Linked DNA regions of Homo sapiens: region 1 is linked to region 2. Evidence: chromatin loops called from intact Hi-C (ENCODE). Cell type or tissue: heart left ventricle. All regions are shown on one strand.

Evidence for each region. A loop is a pair of places that touch in the nucleus more often than their neighbours do. Peaks named below come from ENCODE experiments on the same cell type or tissue, not always from the same donor. Only the 100,000 strongest peaks of a DNase experiment are listed, where the experiment ranks them.
Region 1: it touches region 2 in a loop (5-fold over the local background); 14 of 110 quality-filtered maps call a loop at or near these places.

The regions. Positions count from the first base shown.
Region 1 is chr17:34,079,891-34,083,890 of GRCh38, reverse strand. It overlaps LOC107985035 (a long non-coding RNA gene), which reads left to right and starts at 909. Exons shown (of 4, transcript XR_001752832.1): 1 at 909-1,048; 2 at 1,655-4,000. It also overlaps a transcript of ASIC2 not described here. In heart left ventricle, a CTCF peak has its summit at 2,415 (motif pointing left); no DNase peak of the experiment used is centred here.
Region 2 is chr17:34,144,698-34,148,697 of GRCh38, reverse strand. It overlaps a transcript of ASIC2 not described here. Among named protein-coding and RNA genes, the nearest start is that of LINC01989, 37 kb to the left of the region's middle. In heart left ventricle, a CTCF peak has its summit at 2,048 (motif pointing right); a DNase peak (open chromatin) is centred at 2,067; H3K27me3 peaks cover 2,847 bases.

The DNA.
Region 1 (4,000 bases), 65 kb after region 2:
AATTTACAAGAAAAAAACAAACAACCCCGTCAAAAAGTGGGCGAAGGACCTGAACAGACACTTCTCGAAAGAAGACATTTATGCAGCCAAAACACACATGAAAAAATGCTCACCATCACTGGCCATCAGAGAAATGCAAATCAAAACCACAATGGGATATCATCTTACACCAGTTAGAATGGCAATCATTAAAAAGTCAGGAAACAACAGGTGCTGGAGAGGATGTGGAGAAATAGGAACACTTTTACACTGTTGGTGGGACTGTAAACTAGTTAACCATTGTGGAAGTCAGTGTGGCGATTCCTCAGGGATCTAGAACTAGAAATACCATTTGACCCAGCCATCCCATTACTGGGTATATACCCAAAGGACTATAAATCATGCTGCTATAAAGACACATGCACACGTATGTTTATTGTGGCACTATTCACAATAGCAAAGACTTGGAACCAACCCAAATGTCCAACAATGATAGACTGGATTAAGAAAATGTGGCACATATACACCATGGACTACTATGCAGCCATAAAAAATGATGAGTTCATGTCCTTTGTAGGGACATGGATGAAATTGGAAATCATCATTCTTAGTAAACTATCGCAAGAACAAAAAACCAAACACCGCATATTCTCACTCATAGGTGGGAATTGAACAGTGAGAACATATGGACACAGGAAGGGCAACATCACACTCTGGGGACTGTTGTGGGGTGGGGGGAGGGGGGAGGGATAGCACTGGGAGATATACCTAATGCTAGATGACGAGTTAGTGGGTGCAGTGCAGCAGCATGGCACATGTATACATATGTAACTAACCTGCACATTGTGCACATGTACCCTAAAACTTAAAGTATAATGATAAAAAAAAAATAGCATGCAAAGGAAAAAAAAACAAGAACAAATAAATGCATGCTGTGAGTATGGACTATACAAAGAAAGAGAAGCATATCTCCTTATGCTCCTGCATTCAAAAACTTCTTCCCATTGTAGGAGACAAGAAATGAAGCAGAAGAAGGAGCACAGATTTTGGGGTCAAACTGTCTTTTACTGTAAGCATAACTCAACTACTTTACCATCACGGTGACCTGGACTGGTTACTTAAATTTTCTAAGCCTCAACTTAAAAGTGGTAGCAGTAATGATCTATTTTTCAGAGGTTGTGCAAAAGGATTTAGTAAGGTAATGCATGAAGTACCTAGCACAGGGTCTAGCACATAGCAAGTGTTCAGTAAGTGGAAACTGTTGTGGAGGTTGTCATTATGTTGCCAGGGGGCGGGGACAGGTGATTGAGTGGACTGGGGACTCCCCCGCATTTTTGCAGAAGCTGGCCTTTGGTAGTATTTTTATCAGTCCAAGGCAAAAGGAGCAAAAAACAGGCAATGCAGTGAGCATTTTAGGAAGTGGAGTTTATTCCGTTTAAAGGACAATGCTTTTGTATGAGATTTTTTTCCCTTTGTAACTTTTATTTTACTAAAATGTCACAGTTTTGTGATACGATGGTAATACTAGAATACAAGATTTAATAGTATATTCTCACCTGGCAAAATAAAAGGTGGTGGCCTGGTGCTGGTCCTCAAAAAAATAAAAAATTCTGTACATAAAATTCCAATACCTAGAGATCACTGACTTCCATGACTCTAGTGTTCTCATCTCCAGGAGGTAGAGTGGAGCATTCAGAGAGAGTGCCTGAAGGAGCAGAGGGGACAGAAGAGTCTGTTGGCCTGGACTTTGAGAAGGCTTCCTGAAGCAGCAGGAAGAACTTGAGAAAGACCTTTAAGCATGCTGGGATTTGTATTCGTGGATGAAAGTATGAGGGCATCCTAGGTAGAAGATACAGCATGAGCAAAGGACCAGGAGCAGACATGAATGAGGTGTGATGAGAACTTAAATCGGAGAGTTTGGGTCATGGAGAAGCAAATGAGACCAGAAAGCCACTGGGGTTTCTTAAACAGGGGCTTGTCGTTCTGAAAATGGGGTTAAGTACAGAAGAGACTAAACATTTATTGAGCTACAATTATCTCTAATACTTACTACTACTCTGAAACTATTATCTCCAATTTATATATAAAAATACTGAGGCTTATAGAGATAAAACAAATTGTCAGAGTTCATATAACCAGTAAGTGGGAGAGCCAAGAATGTAGCAGGAGTGTTAAGACAGAAGAAGTTTTGAGAAGAGAGGGTAAAATTTAGGTGGGAAAAGATAGAGCAAATTATAATTTGTGAAATTCTGTGCAGAGCCTTAAGGGCTGAGAGTACGAACTTGAGTGAAAGTTCAAGGATGCATTCCCTCCCTTTGAGAAGGATTTTGAGGTGGTGGGTTCTAGATGCTGTTCTCAGCGCTATCCAATGACCCAAGGGCCCAATAATATTGTCTTAATTTCCTGTGCTGGGGAAAGCTCTTTCCAGCACCATCTGGTGGCATCTACCTGAATTGCTGGTGTAGAACCAAGGAGGAGATGCGTACCCTCTGGTGCAAAGCTTCCCTAAGTGTGGCAAAGAAATAATGTCTTGTTTCTGCCTTTTCTATCACTTCTAAGGATATCTATCTATCTAGTGCCTAGCAAAGTAGATATCTGATACCCATTAGGTTCCTTCTTACCACTATAATGTCTGGGTGTTGGTTCTCAAACTTTATTGTGTGCCAAAATCCCATGTGGAGTTTGTTAATGGTATCCTCCCACCCCTAGGCTCTAATTTAGTAGATCTGGGGTGCATCTATGAAAGCCAGATTTTAATAAGCCCCAGGGGGTTTCAGTGCAATTGGCCCCTGGAGCTCACTTAGGGAAGCTTGACTCCAGAAAGTATGCATCTCTTCATGGGCTATAAGCCAGCGATTCAGATAGATGCCAATAGAGGCTGCTTGGCAAAGCCTTACTAGGTACTTTATTCCTTGTCTCTTGGCCCATTTTTAGAAGAAGGGAGTCTTCACTCTGGGAATGGGAGGATCTTCAATGAGCAGGGACTAATTTTTCCAGCTGACTCTGAATAAAGATCTACAAAAGCTGTCAGCCAGACCCACTCCATCACTAAAATAAAGCAACTATGTGTCTGAATAAGCCCTGGCCTGGCAATATTGGACCTTTCCTTGCTGCTAATTCATTCAATGATATTGGGCAGGACTGTCTTGATTGCTCCGTTCAGTTCCTATGTCTGAAAACTGAAGGGATCAAAGTAAATGAACCTAAGGTGCCCGGGTTCTCTGACACATTTGTTAACCCTCATAATCTCCTTCTGCCTCCCATGAGGCAAGACTCTCCCTTCACCTAGCCTACTTTAGAGGGGCTGCCCATCCTTCCCTCTGCAGGTACCTCTCAGGCTAATGTTCTTTTGTGAGCCCAACATGGGGCCTCACATTCACAGAGCAGATTAAAGAGATTTGGTTTAAGGTCATCCAGTTGGAAAGTGAGAGAAGCTGACCATTTGTGGAGTCTGGATCCAGCTCACCAGCTCTAAGTTTGTTCCCCTTTCTCATTCACTGTGGATGGTGGTAAGGATGTTTTTGAGTGTTTTGAATTTAGTGCCAGGGAAGCTGGGCTGAGTTCATGTATAGCTGAGAGATCATGGGGAAATGGCCACCACATTGCACAAATCCAGGGGCACAATTGACATTGCAACCTATATGAAGGTGCTCCCTGGAGTTGTGTTATGAGGAATCTGAGTGGTTTTATGTGATGTCCCTGGCAGTGCATCATAGTTTTGGTGGTATTTTCTTTTCCTTTCAAGAGGCTATTAATGGTCCCTTTTAGAAACTATCTTTGCATATTACAGAAAGCTAGGTGGATAGCTCTTGAATATAGCAATCCATGGTAGACACAGACAGTATTCATAGAGTCCACTTTAGCTAAGTGTAGAAGCCATCAGCTCAGGAGTTCATGATACTGCATTTAAGTGGGGATCATCTTCCCTATCTTACCCTACATGCAAGAAGTTGGAGATTTCCATAGAAATTCCGGTAAAGTGGAAGATGCTTTTTAGTGTTGCATGGAGCTAGAAGGTCAA
Region 2 (4,000 bases):
GTCACACATCCTGACAGGCCCAACCCTGCTCCATGATGAGGCCCAAGTTTGAGTCAACTCTGGTTCTTCTTGCAAAACCATCCACTTCTCGCAAGACCACCTCAGCACACAGATGTAGATCCTGACTCTCCCGTCTGTAAAGTCTCTAGATTCTATGTCAAAATGGCCTAAATTGTAACTAATGCAAAATAGATGATTTTTCATATTCCTTAGGATGCTCTGAAGTCTTGCGAACATTTGGCATGCCCTTATGGGGGCAACCTTTGTCAAGCTAAGCAAGTTTTCCATAATGTCAGCCTCCGTTTGGGATCTTCCAGTTTAGAACTTTAAGCTGTAAGCTCTCTGGAAGTCGTGCTTTCAGGGGTATATAAAATTCTTTCTGATGTGATGAAGGGGTAAGACAATGACTGAGAGCTGACTATTTTGATGACCCACAATGTCTACTTGCAAAGAAAAAACTGAAGCTACTGCACAAGTTCCTAAATAATGCCTAGTTGATTGTTGGGTGAATGTGCATGTCTGTGTCTCTTTCTCTGGAAGATTTTAGACATCCAGAACTGCTTAGAAGGCTACCTGGAAGCTTATTGGCTGGGGTGTTGGTTCCTTTCCTCCTCTGTATTGTAGTTCTCTTTTCCTCTCTATAGAAAGTTCTTCCATTAATGAAGAGATGAATTTAACAAAATTTTGGTAAAGTGAATCCTAGTTTGCTACTGATTTCTTTTGTAAGAGCTGAGATGTGGTCCCATTAAAAAATCTCCCAAAGACCGAATTGGTAGCATTTAGCACTAAGTTTGCCATTAGAGGTGGTGCTCCATAGAGCAGCCCATATGTCAAAGTGCCACGCACCCCATTCCCTCCATGAGACTAAAACGATACCACCTGAGTCTAGAGAGACCTGAAAATTTGCTGTGTGCTTTCTCTTTTTTGTAGGATGTTTATGTTTGATGGAGCTGAGTTAAAATATCTACCTTGACCAGCAAGGCCATTTGACCCATGATCTATTACAACCTGAGACCAAGCCTACATCACCCCTCCCAGTTTGAAACTCCATATATCATATTTCACTCATGCATTTGACTTAAAACCATACAGACTGGGCTTAGGGGTTGCTGGATAGCAGCTGTCTCCAATGCTCAGAAATACTACATGGTTATTATTTGATAAATTGAAATTCTCTGATAAAAGCCTGTTTATCAGGTTGGGCTTTATTTGAGGACAGCATTCCCCAAAGTGCCATTCTTTGGATGCTGAAGCATCTTTCCATCTCCCAGTACTTATTTTCTTCTGATTTCGATATATTCTCTATTGATTGCCTCAGTAGCCATTGAAATTTATGCTCAGAAGAAATTAAGCATATAAAACAGAAGCAACGTATTTGCCTGGATTTATGACCTCTGTAGATTTAGTTGCACAACCTTTGGGAAGGTAATAAGCCTCAATGGGCCTCAGTTTGCTTATCTGTAAAATGAAGGGGTGGAATTAGGTGGTTTCTAAGGACTTGCCAACCTGTACCGCTCTAATGCAACAGAACATATTAAACATTTGTTTTCTGATCCTACATCTGTTGCTGAAACTCAAACTTTAACTTATGTTGGGAGTGGGGAGGAGTTGCTGCTCATTTGCCACCAGATCTATTTATCTATTTATTTGTTTGTTTAATTATAACAATTTTATTTTGATAGATATGTACAATGGAAGCAGAAACACCTAGATGCACTGAGAGGCTGCAGCAGGATGAGGGAGGCACAGAATCTTGCTCTCAAAATCCTGTTCAGGAGCCATGATATGCCTGACTGAAGCTCATCATTCTGACTCAAAGTTTGCAGCACAGTAGTCCAGCAGTTGAGGGGAGTGATACACTCTGGGTCTTCCATGCGTGAATTAGCAAGTGTATCTGTGGAAGACACTGTTGGTCAGCCCAGATCCTCTTTACTGCACCTGTAGGTAGAGCACATAACAGCTTAATCAGTCCCCTTCGTGGGGAGGCTGGCCCTTGGTTGACAGGTGCTGCCTCTTCTGGAGATACCTGGGAAGTTATTCACCTCCCCACCACCTGGGGGCAGCCAGTGGCCAGTGACTGACTGACAGGATTAGGAAATGCCAGTCATCTCACCTCAAGATGGAATACATTGTGGTGCAGTTTACACTCAGTGTTTCCCGTGGGATCAGGCTGAGCTGGACTTCTCCTGAAACCACATTCATGCTTACCTTTTCCCCCGCCCTACCTTCCCCTTCCCGCTTCTAGGCTTTTTATGAGAACACTCCCTCAATAAATCACCTGTAGAAGGTGTGCCATCTCAGGCTCTGATAGGGAACCCAACCTGTGTATTGATTAGTTTTAGCTTTTTTATCCATATGGTAACATGGACAATAGTCTAGGCATGTGGACCTAAGTCTGGTTTAGAAAGAAAAAAATACCTTTTTCAAAAATCTTTTAAACCTGGGACTTTCAAAATCTGTGTTTTCAACTCAAGACGGCGATAACAATTCCCAAGGGTGGCCCTCATAACTCAAATGAGCATCTCTCTGATTGGGATTCACTACTCTAAGCACAGCTGGTTTGTTCCCCTTAGAGTTGTTTGCCCAAAGAAAGCCCTTCCCAAGGTTTCCCTTCTCCGAAGAGCTGAGCCATACCCATTCTCCCAGCTGTTACGTGACTCTCAGCTGCTCACATTCTAGCATACACTTTTATCAGCACCTGCATTCTCATTTCCTAAGTTTGCTCTCTCTGAAAACTTCCCTTTCCTACCCTTCTACCAGCCTTCACTTCCATTTCTTCCTGAATGTGCATCAGCCTGGCTTCAAGCCATGAAGAGGAGGCTATGCATTTGATGTTGGCAGTGTCCTGGGCCCATCAATAAAGTAGAAGGCAGTGAGAGATGTATGGCTGACCAGAGGTGATGCTCCTCATATGTCACAGAAACCACGAGCGATGAGGAGCGTATGAAAGAACTCAGACAGCTTAGCATGAAAAGCGAAGTGGGTGGCTCACGGGCAATATGAGAGCTGTTTTAAAACACTTCGAAGGCAATCATAGAGAAGAGGAATGTGACTTTCTCTGTGTGAAGCCAGGGAGCAGAGCTAGCACCAATGTGTGGGTAAAAGTTTAGATAAGTGGATATCGGCAGACTAGAAGGAGTTGTCCTAGGAGTCTAGAGCACCCTGTACCCTGCCATCAGCTCTAGCTGAGGCCAGACAATTGCTTATTGGCAATGCTGCAGATGTGGATCAATGTCAGGTAAAGGGTTGGATTTAATGACCTCTAAAGTTACTTCCAACTCTGAGAGTCTTTATTTCCTTCCTGCACAGATAGTTGGGGTCAGAGGTGAGGGACATTGGCAGATAGCACTGGAAAAAAAACTGATAATAGATGCAATCCAGCACATCCAGACTGCAGAATCACCCCATTTCCCAATACTGTGTAGTCTTGAAGCTAAGTGTCTCAGAAGTCAGGAATAAGAATGGTGCCATATGAGACTGTAGACACAAAAGAGTGGATATTTCAGTTCATCCAGAGAAAGTGTGGGAAGTGGGTGGCTGGTGGAAGCCAAGGATTGAAGGGGCTGTTAAATGACCTGGGCATCCTAAAGTGTGTATGGATGGCTCCTCAAGAGGCAGTTCCCAGAGGAATTTGTCATAAATTCTGGGAGCTAGAGCCAACCCTAGAGAGCAAATCTTGGGTTGTGGTTGGGCATGGCCGGGTTCCATGTGGAGGGCTGCAGAGACTGAGAGGTTTATGGACTAGAGATAACTCTAGGTTTAGTATGGCTAGAGATAGACCCAGCTATAGGAGTTTGGAAGGAGGCTAATCTGGCAGAGAGAATGTCCTGCCCAGGAGCACTGATAACAGACAACAAAGGGATATCTGAGCTTGGGGAGCTTGGCAAATGTTGGAAGAATGAAGAGCTCTGGCACTTGAGATAATAACATAATGAGGTATTTTGGCCTCGTGGTACAATCATGGAATTTAGTGCCAGACAGGTGTAGGTTCCAGGTTTCC